3 separate regions of the Mus musculus genome follow, and regions 2 and 3 are each linked to region 1. A link is a loop called in an ENCODE intact Hi-C map of the cell type or tissue named here. Cell type or tissue: left cerebral cortex. All regions are shown on one strand.

Region 1 (8,000 bases):
TGAAGATCGTAGTGCCCGGTACGTTAGTTTGTGCATTCGTTACTTTGTGCTAACAAGGTGCCTGGCGAGGACAGTTTGAGGAAGGAATGGTCCGTTTTGGTTTGCAGTGCAAGAGTAGATTTCCATCTGGTAGGGCAGGCATGGTGGCGGGAGCCTGAGGAGAGCAGCCACGATGCATCTGAAGTCGGGACACAGAGAGTGGTTGATGTCAGCGCTTGGCTGACTTTCTCCTTTTTATTCAGCTTGGGACCCCAGCTAGGTGTATTCTCTCCCCTCAATTAACCTGTTATTAACACCCTCAATTAGTTCCCTCATACAGGTGTTTCCATGATGATTCTAAATCCCATCAAACTGATGATCGAAATCAATCATTAGAGTTCACTCTGTGCCATTGTGACAGGATGCCTCAGCCTTAGATAATTTACAGTGAACAAAAATGTATTGGGCTCGTATTGTACAGACTGGGATGCCCAAGATCCAGGTGTCCCATCTGGTGTCATGACTAGCTGTTTCAAACCCCTTTATAACCAATATTACTGTGTTCACTTATGGCCTAAGCATCTCCCAGTAGACCCCCATATAGGAAGTGCTATTGCACTAGGAACCGATTTTCAAACACGTGGACTTTAGGGATGCATTAAAACTGCAACCAGAAAAGAACAAAAGCAAAGCAAAAATATATGGTGGCCGTGGGGACCAAGTCTAAGGGTGCTTTCAGGGGGTGGGAGATGAAGAACTGTGTGACGCCTACATTTTGAGAAGTTATTCTGGTTGTTTGTCAAGTATTGAATGAAGTAGGACAAGACCAGATATGGAGGCACTACTCAAGTCCAAGCATGAGATAGCAGACGCCTTCCAGGAATGAGAAGTGCTCAATGAATCTGCTGCTTACAAAAGTGCTTACAGCTCTGGCAATGGTCTGGGTGATGCAAATAAAGAAAAAAGATCAATGTGTTTGTAGCCAAGCTACGGAGTTTCTCCAGAAGACGACTCTGATGCTCATTTTGGACAGTTTATGCTGATTTGGATTATGTCCACCCCAAAGTCGTATGTTGAAATCACAACTGAACCCCAAATTGAGATTTTATTGAAAAAGAGGGCCTTTAGAAAGGTGTCCAAGTTAAGGTGTAGTCACTAAAATGCACTCTGACCCATTATAATTGGTTCTCTTATCAAAAGGGTAGTTGGGACACAGAAACACACGTAAAGGAAAGACAATGTTACCTGACATTGTCATTGTTCATTGTCTTGTGTAGAGAGACATATTGTGGAGGTATCAAGGCTTTCCTGTCCTGCCTAGGAGAGGCAATCTCCCAGCAGACTTCCTGGTCCTTTGACCTTTACAAGATTTCTCTCTCCTGTTCTTTGATGTTCCTTGAACTTCAGGTGTGAGAGCTGTGTTGGAGCCGTATCCACTGGGGCTGGGGTCCCTACGGTTAATTACTGTATTTGACCAGTTGTGGTTTTCTGTAAGGGTCTCCATCTGCTGCAAAGAGAAGCATCTTTGACAAGGGTGAAAACTCTATGGTTATAGAGACAGGTGTTTAGAATTGGTTAGGAATTATGCTGGCCTAGTAAAATGGTATCGTTAGATTCCCCTCTAAAATCTAAGATCTTACTAGTCTCAGGTAGGAAAAATCTGATGGGGTTCTAGCCCTAGACAGAAAAACTACAGGCTGCTTATGACTACTGAGAAAAAGAGAAAGAGGCTCCCTGTATTTGCTTATCCAGTGACAAAGCAGTCACTCCCAAAATGGTATACAAACAACAGCAAACATACTCAGTGTTGTATTTATATATATATATATATGCGTAAATCTGTGTGTGTGTGTGTGTGTGTGTGTGAGAGAGAGAGAGAGAGAGAGAGAGAGAGAGAGAGAGAGAGAGAGAGAGAGATTTCATGAAAAGGAAAGAAAAAGTGTAAGTATAAAGAAGAAAGAGAATCCAAAGAAATGAGCCCACCGCACCTATATCTGACATATTTGGCAGTTAGCAGTTTCCAAAAAAATGTCTACAAGGGAAAACAGACCAAAATAGTCCTCAAACTGTGTCAAGTGTGCCTGCCAGAGTATTAGCAAAGATGTTAAGTCTGCTGACTCGGTGGAGAGTCAGTTCACCAAACCCTCCTGAGAATCATACAAGAGGTTATCCCCCACGTTTGCAGAGAGGAAAACAGGGACAGGACACATAGGTAACTCCCTCAAGGGTCACACCCAGACTCTAGCTAGGAACTCTGCCCCGGCCATACACTCAGAGAAGCTGACCAGCCAAGTGCTGAGATACGTGGCTGGTTGTGATTCATCTGTCCACCCACCCCAAGGGTTCAGGGACCTTCTCTGAAGAGGAAGCAGGAAGAACACATGATGTAGGCTTCTGCACGTGACAGTCACTGCGCACTCACTCACGAACGCTGCAGTTTTACCAAAGTAGGCGATTGCCTGCGTGAACTGCACTAAGACCCTCCCCACCCCAATCCCAGCACGGAGACCCTCCCCACCCCAGCCCCGCCACGGAGACCCTCCCCACCCCAGCCCCGCCACGGAGACCCTCCCCACCCCAGCCCCGCCACGGAGACCCTCCCCACCCCAGCCCCGCCACGGAGACCCTCCCCACCCCAATCCCACCACGGAGACCCTCCCCACCCCAGGGAGAACAGGCTTTGCAAACACGTTTCCCAACTTTGTTATTTGTCTTCTGATATTCAGTGCCAATACAGAAATTGAAAGTTTTTACGCCGTTAAATTCGCCATCCTTTTAGTTATCATTTACCGGCTTTTAAATTTTCTGCTTGGAAAAATCTGTTCTTATTTTGAAATTACGCTCTAAAAATTGTGCTGTTTGTTCCTGATGACCACGTAACAAAACACTTCTAATGTTTAAATCTTCGGTCCATGTGAAATTTCTGCTACTAAGTGCACCGTAAGGGGACGCACTTGTGAAGAACAATAATGAGATACTTCTAGGAGTCACAAAAGAAACTTCTGACTATTAAAAATGAAAGGGAGGATTTTTAATCTCTTCCCTTGCGCCTGACAATAATTTCTCAATATGTACTTGTATATCAATAAGATCAATATGAGGCTTGTAATTAATCAGCACTGATAGTAGCAACTTTTTAATTATTTTAAAGCAGAGATTGTAGGCGTGCTTCATCAGGCAATGGAAGCAACTTTTAAAAGTGGCCCAAGGCGAATCAGACACCCAAGACCTACTATTTGAAAGCCACGCAGGCACCAGGAGACACAATCCCCTCACCGGCACATCCCAGAAGAGGCCACAAGGGGGCAGTCACACCGGCAGCGGACCGGCAATAGCTCGCGCACAAAATCCAAATTCTCCGGGGAGGGGAGGGGGGGGGGGGAATTACACTGAAATAGCTTTAATAACGAAAGAAAAGTTACACTGGTTCCACTGGGGCTCGAACCCAGGACCTTCTGCGTGTAAAGCAGACGTGATAACCGCTACACTATGGAACCACGTGCCACAATGGTCTTCTCAGATTGGATAATGAAAATAGAAAACTTTGATTAAAAACTAGTCTGGTAACAACGAAAAGTTTGTAATCTGCCCTTAAAGAAGTATTTCAAAATAAACACAGATTTTTCTAAACGCCGAAAACAAACGGGTGCTTTCAAAAGGAGACTTCAAAGTACCGTTTAGATGCGTCAGAAACAAAATTAGATAACCTAGACAGGCTACAGCAATAACTACCTGAAAAAAATTAACTAGCACACCACGTGGTTCCACTGGGGCTCGAACCCAGGACCTTCTGCGTGTAAAGCAGACGTGATAACCGCTACACTATGGAACCGGGCGGAGGAGTCGCATGCCATATCAACTAACTACATGTAGAACTGTGGTGACGCTGGGACTTGGAATCAAGATGTTTTTGTACCTTGCGCAGAGAACTTCCAACAGGACCTGGGGTTTCTAGTGGCGCCGCTCCGCTCGCTCCCGGCTGCTCGCTTCCGGCTGCACACTCCACGGTTAATGGAGGAAGAGAGAGCTCGTCCCCCCGAGTCGACGCTCCTGCTCTGATGTAGACAGTACGGAGACAGAAACACACCTGGCTCTGTGGCGCAATGGATAGCGCATTGGACTTCTAGACAAATGGAGGCATTCAAAGGTTGTGGGTTCGAGTCCCACCAGAGTCGCTTTTATTTTAATAAGAGAGTTATAACGCAAGAACAAAAGACCGGAGTTAGGAAGAAGGAAAAGTGTACCGAAGTCCATGAGTATTAAAACATCCTGCCTGACATGCCCATTAAAATAAAAAAGGAAAGTTATCGCCGTCGTTTCAAGTGTCCGTCACCATAGAAGAATCAGTAATCTTGGTACTACCACCAGCGAGCTTTCTCAGTCACTTTCCAGCGTCAATCACATTGCTATTGTATGCGGAAATGAAGTAATGAGCGAGGTATAATCAGGGTTACGAACCTCCCTCCCCTGTGACTTTGTTTTTCATTGTTTTGTTTTATATGAGTAAAAAATATTATTTTACGGTTCTTTGAAAACTTTTAAATCTTGCAGTATTGCTCCAGTTGCTGGTAAATAAAATCTAGCTCTTTCAGGTACCAGAATGGCCGAGTGGTTAAGGCGTTGGACTTAAGATCCAATGGATTTATATCCGCGTGGGTTCGAACCCCACTTCTGGTAAATGTGTTTTTCCTTTTATATTCTCCTAGCACCTATGACGTTAGGACCCAAACAAAGAGCCGAGGACACGAGGTAGAGAAAAACACGACACAACAGCTTTACGTTCCAGACCCAGCCACATGCCGAGTGTCTTTCTGAAAGCTAGAAAACTGGCGTGCGGCGAGTTTAAAAATTAAAATGTATAAGGAAAATATTTTAAAAGGAAAAAATAAAAAACAGGGTCTTTAACTGTAAGGTGTGACAGAAGAGAGAAACTGCAGAAAAATAAACAGGACGCTCAATCATCTGAAGGTGTTTTAGATAGGCTGCGGTGAGCACAAAGACAGGGCAGACTGAATATCCCCCCCAACCCTTCAGCGGCTAACCAAACATCTCTGCGGGCCATCTGTTAGGATCAATCCAGACTTGGGCAAACCACGGGGCATTCGAAAGTAGGATGGGGAGCGGCTAAACGGAATGCAGCTCGGGTTGCGTCTCTACAGGTAGCAAGAGTGGCCTCGTTGCCCTGGAGCCTGACACTCTGGTCTGCGCTGGGGACAGCCGGCACGGATCTGCCCGCTCTGCTTCACCCTGCGCGGACTCCACATCCTTTGTGAATCACACTCTCTCCCACTGGGCGTGGCGGTCAGTCCAGAGGTTCGAAGGGCAACACGCATGAGGCTCCTGATTCCTCTGAAACTGACCGCCTGGCCAGGCAGCCCCTCTCCAGGAGTCACGGTGTTAGCATTCTCAATTGAACTCGACAGCAGATGTTTAGGGTCCCATAAGTTCTTTGTAAGAAGTGCCTAACTCGTTTGCGGTTATCTAATACCTGCGATCGTCCCTCAGAGCGCGACTGGGGGCTAGGGAAGGCGGTCGGTTCGACCCTACACAGGACCAAGCCTCACAAGCTTGCCGAGATCCTGAACTCAGTGTACGCTCAAGAAATGTCGAATGCAAACCTCAGTTCAAGCTATACACCCACAAGGCGCTCTAGCGTGCCAAACAAACAAAAAACCCGGAATCAGAAAAAAAAAAAAAAAAAAAAAAATGTCTCCAACAGCTCAGGAGGCCTGACCATAGGGTACAAAATATGGGGCGTTCCTCTCGTGAAATGCACAAAATAGAAACCTCCAGTAACTGTAATCTTTATAGGCTACATATGATGAGAGAGGAGAAAGATATACTTGATTTCACCATAACTGCTTATCGTGATTTTTTTTTTTTTTTTTTTTTTTTTAGTAGTAAAGACTAAAGGTTTTCAACTACTTGGAAAGAATTAGGACTCTAGGCCTAATTTTAACTGTGGATAGACTTTGAAGAAAGGACTCGCTAAGAGCCCGGATAGCTCAGTCGGTAGAGCATCAGACTTTTAATCTGAGGGTCCAGGGTTCAAGTCCCTGTTCGGGCGGAAGTTGTTTTAGGCTCCTGTATTTCCGGTATGACTAAATAAGTGAAAGACCTTCAATATAGACCCAACCTACCCTTATTTGAAGGGGGCAATTTATAAGAATGAGTACAGACGTCATGCGGCTGGGTTTTGCTTGGAAAGTGGTTGTTACATGACATTGTGTGAGATTTTTGTATTCAAAACATCTGTAGGTATACAACCAGAAAACACTGTACATCAGTAGTCTCGAAGAATGTCTCCTGATGCCTCTTATTAAAGGCGAAGCTTGGGAACTAGGCTACTAAATCTGTATTTCAAATGAAGACACAGAATGTATAGTCTCCACTTAGGACTACGTTCTTAGCCAGATTTCCTGTGCTCTCTGATGGGCCCCGACTTAGCAAGAGACTTGGCTGTGTAGGCAAATACTTCCAGGACTAGCTTCAAACCTGTCATTGAAACTTGAAAGCTTAGCAAAGGGACAACATAAGGTGGCGATTGGGGGAACAGACCCAAGAGGTCAGCTGGTGCAGCAGGCATGTGTTGTATGGGCATATCTCCCGAGCCAAGTTGCCACCATCTTCGTGAGTTCAACTATATCTCATCACAGCTGAACTTGCTGACTGTTGTTCTCCTAGAAAAGGAGGCAGGGATCTTTGAATTTCCAATCACCCCACCCCATCGGTTATATACAACTCTGCGAATGACTTCAGAAAGAAGATAGAGCATACAGCTGGAAGAGATTAGTGGAACGGGCTCCACATTACAGGGCCATTGAGGAGCCAGGCTGGGTTCCAAGCAATGCGACTGCTTTGGGGGTCACCCATGCTCCTGCCCATAACCCTCATCCAAGATCTCTAAATAACCCTAATAAGTTCATTGGTTCCCTGGGGTGAACTTTGATGCAATCGGTTTTTGGTTTGCCATAATACTCTGTCGACGTGTCAGCTTCCACCGTGTAAGATTTTGAGCCATGTATCCCAGCTAGGATCCTATGTTTCTTTGCCTCTCTTTCCAAAGAGAATCTTTGTGTCTTCACAAGGATGGCTATTGTACTGGGAAGGAAATAACAAAAGACAGAAATAACAAAATAAAACTTTGCTGAAACCCGGGATCGAACCAGGGACCTTTAGATCTTCAGTCTAACGCTCTCCCAACTGAGCTATTTCAGCACAGATAATAAGCCCCCGTCCCCACTCTAAAGCAAATTTAAAGTTAAAAAAAATTCAGGTCACTTCACCTCCAATTTTTGAATTTTTAATTTTATTTTTAAAGGTGTACTATTTTTAGTTCTGCAATTTTAAGAACAGTAACAAAATTAATTCCTGTCAGGTCAAGGTGTGTCCTGGGTTACCTTCGTTTAGTTTCTACCCTTTCTCTACCCTTATCCAGGGTCCCAAAGAGTACCTAGTGTGTATAGCTTGGTCTCACGGTCCCATTCATCCCTCAACGTGTGCTGGAAGGTCGACTTGCTCATAATTCTTTTTCTTTTTTTTTTTCTTTTTTTAATTTTAAACTCCAGATTTTATTCTTTTCCCGGCCCACTTCCCATACCTCCTCCCCGCTCCCCTGTCTCCATGAGGATGTCCTCACCCCCACCCCCGCCACCCCCACCTCCACCCCACCAGACCTCTAAACTCCCTGGGGCCTCCAGTCTCCTGAGGGTTAGGTGCATCTTCTCTGACTAAGCCCAGACCCAGCAGTCCTCTACTGTATATGTGGTGGAGGCCTCATATCAGCTGGTATATGCTGCCTGGTTGGTGGTCCAGTATCTGAGAGATCTCAGGGGTCCAGGTTTATTGAAACTGCTGGTCCTCCTACCGGGTCGCCCTCCTCCTCAGCTTCGTCCATCTTTCTCCTGATTCAACCACAGGGGGGCAGCAGCTTCTGTCCATTGGTTGGGTGCAAATATTTGCATCTGATTCTTTCAGCTGCTTGTTGGGTCTTTCGCAAGGCTTTCATGCTAGGTCCCGTT
Region 2 (8,000 bases), 400 kb before region 1:
ATGGAATTTTGTAGAAGTTGCTTGCCTATAGTCACATAAGCATCTCTTGGCAGAGCAGAGACTGCAACAAAATCCTTCCACTATCAAAAGGCCAGGCTTGATCCTCTACCTTGCAGTACCCTATAAAAAGATAAATGACAACAAAAAAATAGCTTTAAAAAATCCACAAGTGGGGCTTTTAAAAGAAATGTAGACTTTTGACCAGAGCAGGATTTCCCTCGTGCATGTGTTTTGTCTTTGAAATCTAGCTTTAAAGATGTGAGTGTGTTTGTATGCTGCAGGGAGGAGCATAGTAGAAGAGAAGTAAGTGGGCACTGTGTAAGCCCACAGGACACTGTGGCAGCTCTTCCACTTCTATGAAGATGGGAAAAGACTGTTGTAACTTTGCTTCTCCCCCACAGCCCCACCAGCTTTCCCTCCCTTGTGCCAGTATCTTGTACCATACAGCCAAACAAATTCCCAGCTCTTGGCCCTCTGCCTACATTTTTGGGGACTCTCTCAAGCTTGACATTAAAGAATAGATGATTATGGTTAAGTGATAACTTCTATGTAATTAAACCTTTTCTAGAGAAAACAAAACCACAACAAAACCAAAACAAATTTCTGGTCTTACTGCAGACTGAAATATGCATGGGTGTGTTGGAGACTGTAGTGTTTACAGTTCCTTTCTGTCTCCCTTTCTTCCCCCTTCAGAAAAACTCTCTCTCTCTCTCTCCCTCCCTCTCCCTCTCCCTTTCCCTCTTCCTCTGTCTCTCTCCCTCTCCTTCTGTCTCTCTCTCCCTTTGTCTCTCCCTCTGTCTCTATCTCTCTGTCTCTTCCTCTGCTTTTTTTCTTTCTTATTTGAACCATTGTCAAGGAAATCTTTTCTCATGCCATTTACCCCCAGGCAGTTGTTTGAGGAGGTCCATAAATTTTTAAATTTGATTGTTTACAAACTGCCATGATTTTATAAGTGGTGTTTATCCTCCCTGTTATTTATTTATTTATTTATTTATTTATTTATTTATTCACTACAGATTTTATTCCCTGCTCCATCCTCCAACTGTTCCACATCCCATACCTCCTCCCACCCCCTGTCTTGCTCTTTACTAAAGAAGTTCATTTGTCTGTTGCTTGTGAATAGCCCCAAAACATCCACTGAGCCCTCAGTATTCACTGATGCTTTAAGAAATCAGAGGTCAATGTGAACAGATGTGCCAAGAAGGCAGGAAGCTGTGGTCTTCACAACTAGTGTTGATAGACTCAAGAGCAGAGCTACAGCAGTCTCAAACAGGGGTACAGCAATGGGTTCAGGTGATATTTGAGTAAAGCTAAGTACTACAGGTAAGTTTAGCAAGAAGAGAAGAAAATGGAAGGGCTACAGCCATGTCTTAGTAGTTGAGAGTGCTTGCTGCTCATCCAGAAGACCACAGTTTGATTTCCCACATCCACTTCAGGAAGCTCACAACAACCAGTAACTCCAACTCCAGAGAAGATAATGCCTTCTTCTGGCCTTTGCAGGCATCTATATGCACTTGGCAGACACATATACACATATGTTTTTTTTTTTTAAAAAAGGAGAAGTAAGTGCAGTTGGTAATATGTGCAGATTGTCAAAACCAAGCAAACTTGGAGAAAAAAGCAGGGGTCACAGAGAAGCTTTTAGGCAAGGATTATCCCAGACTGCACATTAGGTCATACCCTGGCACTGGCAGAGCCAGATTTCCTATGACTGGATATGTAAGAAGATGGCAGTCAGAGAACAGGCACCAGCAAGACCAGAACTCAGAATCAGACAAGGACCTGGAACAGCCAAAGGAGATGTCCAGAGGCTCTTACATTTTTCTTCAGAGCCTTGCCTATCTCAGCTTGCAAAAAATAACATAAAAATTCATCTATCTCTTTTTCTGGATCCAGGGGAAGGGTGAGAAAAGCCCCTGAGATCTTTTCAGGCCTAGAACAGTGCTGTAAGCAATTGTGGGAAAACCAAGCAAAGAGTGGTAAACCACATCTGCCAGGCATCTGTGGCACCACACATGGTGTTATTATCTGTTCTCCATTTAGACTCTGATCCTTTGATCTCTGCTCACAGTGGAGGGAAGCAAAGCGCCTCTTCTGGAAAGCCACAATGGAAAGGGACGATCCACTCACAGCCCATCTGCAACTTTTATTTTTGTTTATAGAATAATGCATGTGAGTATGTAGTGTATGTGTGTGGGAAGGTGAATGTACACATATGTGTAGAGACCAGAGGTTGAGAGTCTTCCACTATTTTCCACCACCTTATCACTTGAGACAGGGCTCAAACCCAGAGATCACTGGTTGGCTAAGTTCATTAGCCAGGGAGCCCTGGCAATTTTCCTGTCTCTCCTGTGACCTTGTTCACTTTCTACCTGAGTGCTGGGGAATCTAAACTCAGGTCTTCATACTTCTGCAATGGGCACATTACCAGCTGAGCCATCCCAGAGACTGATGAACTTTTCTTTAAGGAGTCTTTTGGAGACTGGGAACACAGCAAGCATGTGGCTACTGGAAATAGAGCATCCAGTGCTCACTTGGCATTGCAACATTGAGTTGTCCCTTAAAATAGAGCAGAACATGATGTGTCTCCAGAAAAGTACAACTGCCTACAACTTGCTTGACTTTAACAGTGATGTCTTGCTAGAGGGGTTCAATTTTAAGAAGTGGCAGCTACAATTCAAAGAAGGCATTGATGGATGTCTGTGGAGAGGCTTGGCCAGCTGTAGCCCAGATGGTGAGAAAGGCTTTGTCTATAGAAAGCCATAAAGATCCAGGCAAATGGAAGACATTTGTGTTGGCATGGAGATGAATGGTTTGAGAAGACTAGCAGGGGAAAGGAGAAATGATGGTTATATTCTTCAAGCATCTGCTTATTTTATAGAGTCATTAATTAGCACTGAAAATGCAAAGTGAGTCATTGCCTTGTGTGTGTGTGTTGCATGTGTGTGTTGTGTATGTAGGTTTGTGTGTACAGAGACTTTATATTAAGATGTTATTCTCTATCATTCTCCACATAGTTCCCTTGACACAGGGTTTCTCTCTGACCTAATCATTTATGTAGCAATACCGAGCTAGCCCTTCTGCTGTCTCTACCATCTACAGCACTGTGTAGCCATGTGGCCACACCTAGCTTATATACAGGGGTGCTAGGATCAGAACTCATGTCTTCATGCTTGTAAGCAAGTGCTTATACTTACTGAGCCAAGTCACCAGCCCCCCAAAATTAACCATGAATTTTTTTTTTCTACTGGATGGGACAGAGAGAAAGAGAGGGAAAACAACAGCAACCATCAAAACAGTTTTTCTCTGTGTTCCCTACATCCTTTATTGTAACCTGAAGATGGCATCCTTCTCATACTGATCATCAGTGTGCTTGGGGATCAGCTTTGAAGTAACCACATGACTAAGTTGGCCAAGGGTGACTTCTTTTCCTCTCTTCAAAACCGAATTTCAAAGCCTGCCATGAAAGAAATATTTGTAAGCTGACTTTCCTCTCTGAAACTGTTTCATTTGATTGTGCATATCTTAGCCCTCTATGATTGAATATCCTCTATGATGGAGAATACTTTCAGGTAGGATGGGAAGGGACCAGAAAAACAAACCCAGTGTCTCCAGACTGATACGTCTCAGAATTCCCTGGCTGTACATTCACTGCCTTAATCTCTGCCTCCACCATCAGAAAATTGCAACATCTCAGATGCAAGATGTGCCAGGGAGGACCATCTCAGATTTACTATAATGGGAAACTTGTTGCTGCTTAAAATTCAAATGCCAAGATGTTTATCTGCCAGAATACCCTTTTTCTTTTTCTTTTTTCTTTTTTATTAGATATTTACTTTATTTACATTTCAAATGTTGTCCCCTTTCCTGCTTTCCCCTCCAAAAACCCCCTATTACCCCCCCCCCTGTTCACCAACCCACTCACACCTGCTTCCTGGACCTGGCATTCCCCTACAATGGGGCATAGAACCTTCACAGGACCAAGGGCTTCTCCTCCCATTGATGACCAACTAGGCCATCCTCTGCTACATGCAGCTGGAGCCATGAGTCACTCCATGTATACTCTTTGGCTGGTGATTTAGTCCCTGGGAACTCTGGGGGATACTGGTTAGTTCATATTGTTGTTCCTTCTATGGGGCTGCAAGCCCCTTCAGCTCCTTGGGTCTTTTCTCTAGTTCCTTCATTGGGGACCCTATGCTCAGTCCAATGGTAGGCTGCGAGGATCCACCTCTGTATTTTTCAGGCACTGGTGAAGCCTCTCAGGAGACAGCTATATCAGGCTTCTGTCAGTTAGCACTTGTTGGCATCTACAAAAGTGTCTGGGTTTGGTGACTGTATATAGGATGGATCCCCACGTGGGGCAGTCTCTGGATGGTCATTCCTTCAGTCTCTGCTTCACACTTTGTCTCTGTAACTCCTTCCATGGGTATTTTGTTCTTCCTTCTAAGAAGGATCAAATACCCTTTTATTAGTGGACTGTTCCCTCAGACTCTGTTCCATCTTCATCCCTGCACATCTTGTAGGCAAGACAAATTTTGAGTTGAAGGTTTTTTGTGGGTGGATTGATGTCCTGTTTCCTCCTCTGGAAGTCCTGCCTGAGTATGGGAGGTGGACACTTTCATCTCTATGTCCCCCTCTTGTAGAGTCATCCCCCATAGACTTTTCATATACTCTCCCATTCCAGACCTCCAGCTAATCCCAGGGGTGCTGGAAATCATCCAGTAAACTTGGTGGATATCATCTATTTCCATTCTTCCTCCCAGTTCTCTTCTCTCCCTTCTCTCCCTACATCTGAACACCATCCCCATCCCCTCCTCACCCCATCTCCTACACAGTTTCTTCTCTCCATCAACTAGGTGACTATTTAGTGTTACCTTCTGAATGATAGTCATACATCCTCCCCGTGGGAACTCATTACCTGGTTATTTTGGGTCTGTGGGTTTGTAGTACAGCTACACATTCTCTTTATCTCTTTGTCAGTTGAGGGATCTCTAGGTTGTTTCCAGTTTCTGGCTATTATGAATAAAACTGCTATGAACGTAAGTGAATTTTTAATTCACATAATTCCCATTTGTCACATTTGGGTGTTATTTACTGTGTAAATCAAATCATTTCCAGAAAGTTCTTGTCTATACCTATATCTTGAAATTCTTCCCACTAATAGTTTCAAATTTTCATGACTTTGATCCATTTTGTGTTGATTTTTATTCTACAAAGGGGCTTTTAAAAATACAATAGCTTTAGAGAGTAGCTGCAGACTTTGGAGGGAGTTGTTTGCTGAGAAGAATCACCAAATGTGAAATATGTTGTCCACTATCTATTGCTTCATAGTAAGCTAGCGTGCTTTTGCAGTCTTAAACAACAAAGCTGCACTAATCAATTCTAGAGGTCTGAAGCTGAGAGGCACTCTCTGCCCTGATGTTCTTCCTCAACAGGATAGGACATATTTTGAGGTGTTTTAATACCAACTGCAAGAATGATACCACCTTTTTTTGTATCTTCAGAGATAGGAAAGGGGACCACTTGTATTTCACTTTGCAGAGTTAGGAAAGTCAAAGATTGAAGCCACTTGATTAATGGTTATGGCTTAGTTCAAGGAGGACTTTTATAGCCAGAGTTTTGATACTTATTTAGAAATAAAGGAGAAGAAGAGATGCTTCAGAGGGGTACTTTGTGCAGCGGACTGTGGATAATAGAGAATGTTACAGCTGACCAAAGTACAGGGAACAAGTGTCTGCCTAATGTTCAGTCATAAATGGGACATCTATGTTGCACCATCTTGCCCAAGACTCAGAGACCATCAAGGAAGAGGGAGTGGTAAGATTGTAAGAGCCAGAGGAAGAAACAGTATCTTCTGGGCATGACAAGGACTGCATATTTCAGGAACTCACAGTGCCTGTGGCTACCTGCACATGACCCACACAAGATCAAGCTAGTCATCACGTCAGCATGAAGTAGGGAGAGCCACGTGAGCCCCACTCATAGCTGAGGAGCTACTGACAGTTGATGGCTGCTAGGGGAAGGAGGCTCAGTTTTCTTTAGGGGTGTGATCCCTGGCAGGTTGACACTATATAGTGTCCCAGAAATACACCCCAAGACATTTGGGGGACAGTGTCACTTGAAGTAGCAAGTAGTTAGAAGACTAGAATGCTCTTTGCATGGGTTTAATAGGAATGTTAACATCATCCCTGCTTGGGTGATACTAGTGCACATCCATATCTGCCCACTATCTGCAGCTGACTTGCTGGGTCATCTTCACCAAGTGTGAGCTGAGCCTTTACTGTCTCACCTGCACATGTTGCGAAAACACTGTGTGGATATAAACTTCAAAGGCTTACACACATAAAGTTCAGCATAGTATTAGCTAGAACATTAGACTTAGAACTTAGCATTATCCACAAATAAACCCTCACACCCTTCTCTATGCTGTTTGTGAGTGCAGAGTCTTGGGATGATCCTTTCTCTGCTGGTTAATAAGAGCTTAACAGGAATTCAGATTAATTTTTTAAAATTAATTTTTGAGAATATTATACATGCATTCAACATATTTGACCATATTCCCTTACCCATCTCCCCTCTTTCCTTTCTCTTCTCTTCTTTCCCCTCTCCAGTTTCTGCCCCCCACTTCGTCTGAATGCCTCCTATGTGTTTCGCTCAATTTCATGCCTTCTTGTTTTCATATAACCCACAGAATCCAATGAAGGCATGCTGCACATAAAGACATGACTATGGAGCCATCCCCTGGAACTTGGTCAACTGGCCAGGACCACACCCTTAAAAAAACTGAGCCTCCTTCCCCTAGCAGCCATCAACTGTCAGTAGCTCCTCAGCTATGAGTGGGGCTCACGTGGCTTTCCCTGCTTCATGCTGACGTGATGACTAGCTCGATCTTGTGTGGGTCATGTGCAGGTAGCCACAGGCACTGTGAGTTCCCGAGATATGCAGTCCTTGTTATATCCAGAAGACACTTTCTTCCTCAATCTCTGGCTCTTATAAACCTCTCTCTTCCTTGGTAGTCTCTGAGTCTTGGGTAAGATGGTGCAACAGAGGTGTCCAATTTATGACTGAATATTTGGCAGACACTTGTTCCCTGTACTTTGGTCAGATGTAACGTTCTCTATTATCCACAGTCCACTGCACAAAAATCTTCTCTGATGTAGGTTGAGAGGATTTCACATTCTGATGGCTTATTGTGTCAGAGACATAGGTTGTATGGAAAACCGTGTTCTGTTTTACATAGTGCTTTATGTTTATTGGCTATTTTTGTTCTTTTAAGAGCCATGTGTCTATTCCAACTAGCCCATAAATAAACCAAATTGGTACAAGTCAAGTTATGTTTTAAACTCATATAAATTGAGTATTTCCAGGGAAACTATGTTAACTTTATCATTTCTACTTCTAAAGAAAGGGCTGCTCCAATTCATTTGGCTCAGATCTGTGACATAATATGATTATATAGTGGCTAATACATAAAGACTGTGTCACAGAGCAATAGGTGAGAGGGGGCAATGTTACAAACCTCATAGTTTTGAACAGTCAACTGCTTTACTGAAGTTTGAGGTCTGAGACTGCAGAGCCCCACAGGTCACACAGAACATGTAGCTTGTATATTGTATACTTTTCTAAATGGTTGACTCTTGTGTCTTGTGATGATGAAGAGACGTTTCTTATTTGGTAATTTAAAGTTTAGTTTTTACATGATTTTAAACTTTGCTTAAATCTATTGTTTCTGTGGATTATTTCTTTTTCTTCTCTTCATTACCATAACTCTAAGGATACTCACGCCAGGATGACACCTGGCCAAATATCACCTTTGATCTGATGATACAGGTTCAATCTTCTTTCACCTTCTCTTTATCTCTTCTCCCCTTTGTTCCCTCACTTCCTCTTTTCTTTCCCTTCCTTCTTTCCTCCTTGCTTCCTCGTTTTTCTCTTTTTCTTCCTCCTTCCCTTCCTCTCCCTTGCCTTCCCTTTCTTTTTTTCCATTTCTTCTTTTCTTT
Region 3 (8,000 bases), 90 kb before region 1:
TGCTTCCCATTCCCCGCAAATAAATTGTGCCTTTGTCCCCATAAGAAATGAGTGGTCCTATGACATTAGATTCTAATAGACAAATCTTTCTCAAAAAGTCAAAGAACAGAAGGATGCATAGTTTTGTGCCTTCCACAGTCTTTGAAGAATTTTAAAAACAGCTGTCCTGATTAGTTTTAACAACTTGAAACAACTTAGAAATGCTTAGAAACAGCTTAGAAATTGAGAAGCTGTTATAAACAAATTGGCCTATGTACATGTTTATTGGAGAGTATCTTGACTGCTAACTGATATAAGAGACTCCAGCCCATTGTGAGCAGAACCATTCCTTAGGCAGGTTGCCCTGAAGCCAAAAAGAAAAAGAAAAAAGAAAAAGCTATCTGAAGATAAGCATGCTAGCCAGCAAACAAAGTATTACACAGCTACTGCTATACTTTGACTGTGAAGTACATTCTGTTATTAAAGGTATTGCTACATGGAATAACAAGTTGGCCTGCTATCAAGACTCTACCTTGACTTTCTCAGTGATGGACAGTGACCTAGAATCATTAGCTGAACAAACCCTTCCCTCCATTAAGTTGCTTTTGGTTGGGATGTTTTATAACAGGAAGAAAAATGAAACTAGGACAAGCCATATGGATTCTTACTACTTCATAAGCAAATTAAAATATGTTAGTTTAAAAAGGGAAAAGGGAAATATCGTTTATGGCTAGATAATGGTGCTTCTGGAAGCTATGTGTTATAAAAAAAAAATTCAGTGCCAGGTGGTATACCTCCTTAGAATCTGTTTCTCAGAGAGCCACTGCCCACCCTCCAAAAATAAATAGTACAGATTTATCATTCTTCTTCATAGTCTACTAGATGATAAGATTATATTGCTAAAGACATTTTACACTTTTGTTATAAGATATTTTAAAAAATCAGGCAGGAATTGAGCTGTGTAGTTCTCCACAGTCTCTAGTTTTCATGTTGACAAAATGGTGGTACACAAGTTGCTGAGGGTGGGGGGGAGTGATCAACAGACTTACTCAACTTTGAACTCTATGAACTACGATACTAAGCACCAGGAAAAATGACCTCCCCCCAGTGCAATAGCAGTACAACTGTTGTGGTGGGTAACCAACTGTTCTTGGAAAGCCACTGGCAACCCCCAAAACTACAGATTTATCATTCTTCTACATAGTCCACTCCAAAGGAAAGAAATCAAGCCTGGTACGTAAACTTTGTCAAAAATCCAGGGCTTGACGGGGCTAGAGTCTCATAATCCTATTGACATTGAAACTGTCTTCTAAATATTTACAATTATACACATAGACAAATACTACACCCAGCCATAGAGAAGCTTCCTTTTGCCACAAATTGTACTAAGTGCAGAGACTTAATGTCTGTTCAAGGTACTGAGGATAAGTGACAGTTGAGTGCTCTGCCCTGAATAGAACATTTATATTACCTTCCCTCTCAAAAGCTCATAGGACATCATGGAAAAATAAGAAGGACAACATAAACACCAGAGGGTCTGGAGAAAGGATATGAAGTACTATCCTCTTGGCACGACACAGCCATTCCAATCATGACCCTATAGGAGATAGAGCTGTCTGCACTAGTCCTGCACAAGACTGGACCTGTAATCAAATAGTCATAGATTGAGGAAAGCCTCATGGAACCCTACCTATCCCTTCTGAACTATTGGCTAGTGATGGATTCTGCAGCATGGGCAGTTATTGTCTTCAGTTGTATACCTAACAGGGAGTCCATCAGCTTCCACTGGATAATCCCACACTTGTGCTTACACAGATAACCCTGGTTAAACTCAGTGGATCGCAAAACACAGTGAAACATATCATTATGGTAAATGGGGGTAGTAGAAAGGAAGGAGAGTTGAGAAGGGTAAAAGGGAGACTAGAAGTAGTGGGTATAAGAGTAATCAGAATGCATGTGTGAAATTATCAAAGAACAAACAATAAAAAATAATTTGGAGAGTAAAGAAATGTGAACACTTTTACATGGGTCCACATGAGTGATTTGCGAGTACTTAATTAGAAAGTCTCTAATAACTCCCGCTGGGACCATGGTACTCAGAAGAATGTCCATTCTATTTCAATGCTCACATGCAAATTCCCTTTGCTAATTTTCATATTAAGTTTGAGATTCATAAAACAGTGCCCATGGCAATATTGGGATAGGAAGGGAAGTCACAAAGATGTGACTCCCAAGATCTGTCCTTCCAAGGTGAAGGCTAAAGAGATAACATTGAAGCCAGCCATGGCAAATCTTCATAAGGCCTTCACTTATGAACACAATGTTTCTCTCTACCATCTACATTGAGGTTTTAATGGTGTGCATTCATGGTTGGACACTGAAGAATTTAGGTAAGGTCACTGAACTGTCAGAGTGTGACATACCATAGGTTGTGCAGAATAACAATTGTGAATAATGTAGTTAAGGTGCTGCAGAAATAACTAAGAAGTCAGGCGTGCCTTCAGGAGAAGGAGCAACAGACACGGGCTCAGCATAGAAAAGAGAAGGAAGGATTTCCTAGGGAAACAATTAGTTGGAAAAAAAAGGCATGTTTAGTTCCAGTTTAGGATTTAGGATGATCCTTTGGGATCATGAAACCTTTCTCTACAAAATAATTGCCTCCTTTCAAGACCCCCAAATTCTCTTTTAAAACTGGGAACATTTCAGAGGCAAATTTATATGCATACTTTGCCCATGGCTGACTGAGTCTCCTTGACTTAATCCATAAACAGAAATATTCTGAAGCACAAAGATCCAGCAACCAAACTTTTGTTCCATTTGACCAGTTCCCACAAATCTGTTCAAACAAAAAGAACAAGTTGGCTCAAAGAGAGAGAAGCATTTTACATTTCGCCAGTGTCTTTATCCTTCCTTGTTAGGAAAAGAGGATTATATGTTATAAAAAATGGGGAAAAAAAAAGGAAAGATCCAAGTTAATTGGGAGCCTATGGCCTCCTGGAGACTTTACAAACATTACCATATTTATTCTTTACACAGCTTCATGAAGTAAATGTTATGCTTTCCCAGATTTACAAAGGAAACTGGAAGAACCTAAAGGATTCATTCCAAGTAAGAACAAGAAGGAGGAAGAAACAGAATTCCAAACCAGTTATGTCCTGTTTTTAAGTCCTTAACTTTGTCCTGTAATTAATATAATCAAGAAGCCCAGTAAAACATGGTTTTCTCGAGATCAGAAAACTACTTTGCAATCTGCATCAGGAGAAAACATCTTTATCTTTTGTCTTTGATACCAAGACAGAAAAATGAGCAAAATACGTTTCTTAAAGACCGGGCCTGCAGCTCAATGGTAGAGTACTTGACTTGAGTGCTTGAGGACCTAGGTTCAATGACTGGAGAGATAAGACAGGTAAACACAAGTTGTTTATCTACGTAATTTTTCAAGGTCATTGGTTTCCAAAGCTTGCCTAAGCATGCTTCTTAACTGGACACTGGCCAGAAACTATATATCTGTATGATGGTGGCAGGTAATTACATCAAATTCAGATGCTAAGTGTAAATATATCTCTCCACTCTTAGTAAATGTTTGTCCTGTTGTCACCATTGAGGGCCTCCTCCTTGGACATTGTTGAGGAATTGAAAGTCAAAGATAACTTTACAGCTCACTTGTTAAGTGACTTTCTGCATATCAAGAATTATTGTCTTTCTATACTTTATCTTTAAAGCTAGAATAGTCCTGACTGACCTGGTCAGTCCCAACTGATCTGAGAAAATACAGCAAAGGAAAATTCCTCTCAATCATAATAAAAGAATAGACAAGCTATCAAGGAATATGTGGTAGCTGTCATTATGTCCACCTATGGTAGAGTGAATGCCAGAAATTATAAATTCAAACTTGAACAGACATTATTTGATATTTCTTCACTGGAAGGGAAAAGAAGGAAATTTACCTTACCAATTGTCAACATTACTCCAGTGATAATAGGTTTGGGGGTTCTGAGAAAAAGGGAGCATTGTCCTTCAGACAAGAGAACTACTCATACTTTAGCAGAGCAGTGTGGTAGAGGTCTGAGTGAGAAGCTTCAGTCCTGCCAGACAAAGAAAGATGTCTGATCTTAAAGGTTTCTTTTGCAAGATTTCACTTTATTTTTTTTAACTCTGTGTATATGTGGAGGCAGTCTGTGCTCACATGAGTGCAGGTGCTTGGAGAGTCCAGAACAGGACATCAGATCTCTGGAGCTGGAGTTACTGGGAGTTGTGAGCTGTCTGTCCTAGATACTAGAAACTAAACTTGGGTCCTCTGCAATGCAGCAAATGCTCTTAGTCTCCAAGTCATCTCTCCAAATCCTGACTGTGGTGGTTTCAATATGTTTCACCCAGGGAACGGAACTATTAGAAGGTATGGCCTTGTTGGAGAAAATGTGTCACTGTAGGGGTGGACTTTAATACCCTCCTCCTGGCAGCCTGCAGAGGATGCCAATCTTTTTCCTGATTGTCTACCAACAAAACCATAGAACCATGAGAACCCATAGAATTCACCAGAGCCATGCCTGCCTGGATGCTGCTATGCTTCCTGCCATAATGATAATGGACTGAACTTCAGAACCAGTAAGCCAGCCCCAATCAATTGGCATCCTTTATAAGAGTTGCCTTGGTCATAGAGTCTCCTTAGAGCAATAGGAACCTAAACTAAGACACTGACCTTAAGGGTTTCTTCAGGAAAAAAATCATGCAATTAAAGAATCGGATCTACTTAATATATGAATGAAACTGTCTCTACTGACATTCTTTGTCATCTTTTTATTGTTGTTGTTTAAATGCCATCATTTACCCCCAAACTGTGAGAATCTATAAAATGAAAAATTAAACGTAAATGGTATCATTTGTGTGACGTAGCATGTAAGAGGTGAAAGACAGGTGATGGACTCAAATTCCATTGTGACAGGAGACAAGAATGGTAAAATTCACCCTTGGAAGTGCTTGGGAAAAGTTAGGAAGGAGTTCCTTACATAAATCAGTTTTAGATTTGTGAGTCCTGAAATTAATAGGAGGTGGGAAGTAGTAAAAGACTGAGGGATGAAGATCAGGGAGAAATTTGTCCTATTTCTACTTTGCCACTGACTTTCTATATTACCTTGGAGTTTTTATTTTCTTTCATTGTGCTGAATTTGGTATCACCAAAGTGAGATAATAAAATCTATCCCTTGAGCCTCAGAATGATATTAAGAAACACTATTTAAACCTGTGGTGGTTCCAAAAATAATAACCTCTATCCATGTGGATCCATATTATGTTATTAGAGAGTGGCAATTCATTTCAGTGGCTGCAAGACAGACAGACAGACAGAGCACACATATATGAGAGTACATACATGACACTGGCAAGGTATGGAAGTCAGAGAGCAACTTGTAAGAGTTTGTTCTCTCCTTCCACCATGTAAGTTCTGAGAAATGAACTCAGGTCTTCAGACTTGGCAGAATATGCCTTTACATGCTGAGCCGACTCATTGAACCCTTAGTGGCTTTTAAAGTTTAGAAACCAAATGTAGTAAAATTTGGCTATTTGGATTTTCAGAGCTAAATGTAGCCTAGAAGTTTGGCTCATAAGGCTCTCTAGAGTTTCTAGAGGTAAGTTGTAGCAGAATTCACAAGTCCCCACTAAGTACAATATGAGAACAAGTGGCCTAGTCTAAAGAACAAGTTGTGCTACTAATAGAGCTGTTCAAGTGATCAAGTGCTTTTCCTAGATAACAGCAAGTTCCTAAAGAACATGCTACAATTACATACCTGTGCATGTTCTGTCTCTATGGGATGCAAATCGTACTTTATTGCTTCAATAATACTAGTATTTCCTTCAAAGGTGTAGTCAGAGGAGGAAGTAACATTCAATGGAGCTGGGAAATCACACTAAGGTGACTGAATTTATTTTTTGTGGCCTTACCCAGTCTCAAGAACTGAGCTTACTCTTATTTTTCTTTTTATCTATTGTTTATATAACAACGGTGTTGGTAAATGTCACCATCATGGTCACTGTGACCTGGGAGTCCCGCCTCCACACGCCCATGTACTTCCTGCTTCGAAACCTCTCTGTGTTGGACATTTGCTTCTCCTCCATTACTGTTCCAAAGGTCTTAGTGGACCTTCTCTCAAGAAGAAAGACCATCTCTTTCAATGGCTGCTTCACTCAGATCTTTTTCTTCCATCTGCTTGGTGGGGCAGACATTTTTTCTCTCTCTGTGATGGCATTTGATCGATACATGGCCATCTTCAGGCCTCTGCACTATGTGACCATCATGAGTAGAGGGCGGTGCACAGCCCTCATCGCAGCCTCCTGGGTTGGAGGCTTTGTCCACTCAATTGTGCAGATCTTCCTCTTGCTCCCACTTCCTTTCTGTGGACCCAATGTTGTTGATAGTTTTTACTGTGATGTCCCACAGGTCCTCAAACTCGCCTGCACTGACACCTTTGTTCTCGAGCTCCTGATGATCTCAAACAATGGCCTGATCACTACGCTATGGTTTGTTCTTCTCCTTGTATCCTACACAGTCATCTTGACAATGCTGAGGTCACACACAGGAGAGGGCAGGAAGAAAGCCATCTCCACCTGCACCTCCCACATCACTGTGGTCACCCTGCACTTTGTGCCCTGCATCTATGTCTATGCCAGGCCCTTCACTGCCCTCCCCATGGACAGAGCTGTCTCAATCACCCTAAATATAATTGTTCCTGTCCTGAACCCAATGATCTACACCCTCAGGAACCAGGAGATGAAATCAGCCATGAAGAGACTCCGGAAAAGACTCATACTTTCTGAGGTAGAATAGCTTCATTACTTACTGTGGAAAAGGGAAACATCTAATTGAGTCTTTTCATGTTGGGACTCAGGTATGAATAATTAACTATAGTAATATGATGTGCATATGAAGAATATGATACATAAAATTGTTTGTAAACATAGACATCAGTAGAAAGTTAAGCAAGAAGAATATAACCTTTGAAGAGAGACTAACAGAAAGCAAAGAATAAACATGAACTATAATAGAAGCACCTGAGTTGCCTATCAATGGTCTGTAGAACGGGGTTTTGATTTTGAGACATACAAGGGTCATCAGAGTCATCTGTCTCAAAATTATAGGTCTCTAGCACCTATATCTCCATTTATTAGCCATTATTCTATGACTTGGGGGTCTTCTATGAATTGAACAGTTAGTGATTTCTTCCTTTCTTTTTAAATCAACAAATGCTTGTTATAAATGGTTTTAAAAGATTCCCTGCTGTTGTGCATTCTCTATGACTCTGTCAAAAGTAACTGTGCACTTGACTTACAGTCTGCCTTTGTAAAACCTTTATATATAAATAAATAAAGAGCAAGAATCTTAAACTAGTTGCCTTACACTTAACATCCAACTTGTACATAATTGATTTGAGTGTTTGAAAAATAAAAATTTATATCTGACACAATAAATAAATATTTTTGTTATGGTTATGTATACTGTTTTGCAGCTTCCTTTACTGTGGTATGTTAAAATACAATAAAGTTGTCAAATTAACACATCTAATTCCCCTTTATAGTTTCAATGTCTATATAGAACCCTGTCCATTTATTCATAGTAAATCTCACTTGAATCCAGGATGAGAGAAACAAAGACATGTAAAAATTGATTCCAAACTCAAATCAGTCTTATCCTTTTCCAATTTTGAGGATTGGGGTTGATTGTTTTTTTTTTTTGACACTGGGTATCATTTGTAGTGCAGGGTGGCCTAGAACTTGCTACAGGACCCAAGCTGTCTTCAAACTCACAGCCTCTCAGGATTATGGGTATCAAAAAAAAAAAAATTCACAAACTTTGTTAGAACCTGTGTACACAATATTGTGATTACAACAGGGACAAGTAGTATTTGCAGAAACATCTTCATTTCAACTTCCGATCTCTCTGTGTGAGTACAGAGAGCTCTGGAGACTAAACTCCCAGTAATCCTATACAGAAGAGCAAAATCATTTCCTACGTCCTCCTGAAATAAAGG

The links. Peaks named below come from ENCODE experiments on the same cell type or tissue, not always from the same donor. Only the 100,000 strongest peaks of a DNase experiment are listed, where the experiment ranks them.
Region 2: it touches region 1 in a loop (3-fold over the local background); 5 of 42 quality-filtered maps call a loop at or near these places.
Region 3: it touches region 1 in a loop (2.5-fold over the local background); 4 of 42 quality-filtered maps call a loop at or near these places.

Annotation. Positions count from the first base shown.
Region 1 is chr19:12,007,742-12,015,741 of GRCm38, reverse strand. n-TFgaa2 (a tRNA gene) reads right to left here and starts at 7,197; the gene lies at 7,125-7,197. It overlaps n-TKctt30 (a tRNA gene), which reads left to right and starts at 5,974; the gene lies at 5,974-6,046. n-TLtaa4 (a tRNA gene) reads left to right here and starts at 4,574; the gene lies at 4,574-4,656. It overlaps n-TRtct1 (a tRNA gene), which reads left to right and starts at 4,069; the gene lies at 4,069-4,154. It also overlaps n-TVtac1, n-TVtac2 and Gm31151. In left cerebral cortex, CTCF peaks have their summits at 3,247 (motif pointing right) and 7,900 (motif pointing right); DNase peaks (open chromatin) are centred at 6,027, 6,491, 7,001, 7,914 and 6 more places; H3K4me3 peaks cover 3,775 bases; H3K27ac peaks cover 3,065 bases.
Region 2 is chr19:12,408,482-12,416,481 of GRCm38, reverse strand. No RefSeq gene overlaps it. Among named protein-coding and RNA genes, the nearest start is that of Olfr1441, 9.8 kb to the left of the region's middle. In left cerebral cortex, a CTCF peak has its summit at 3,315 (motif pointing right); DNase peaks (open chromatin) are centred at 2,550, 3,409, 3,638, 4,041 and 2 more places.
Region 3 is chr19:12,097,501-12,105,500 of GRCm38, reverse strand. Olfr1427 (olfactory receptor 1427) reads left to right here and starts at 5,864. Exons shown (of 1, transcript NM_146679.1): 1 at 5,864-6,799. The coding sequence starts at 5,864. The coding sequence ends at 6,799. In left cerebral cortex, no CTCF peak of the experiment used is centred here; DNase peaks (open chromatin) are centred at 463, 771 and 4,231; H3K27ac peaks cover 1,396 bases.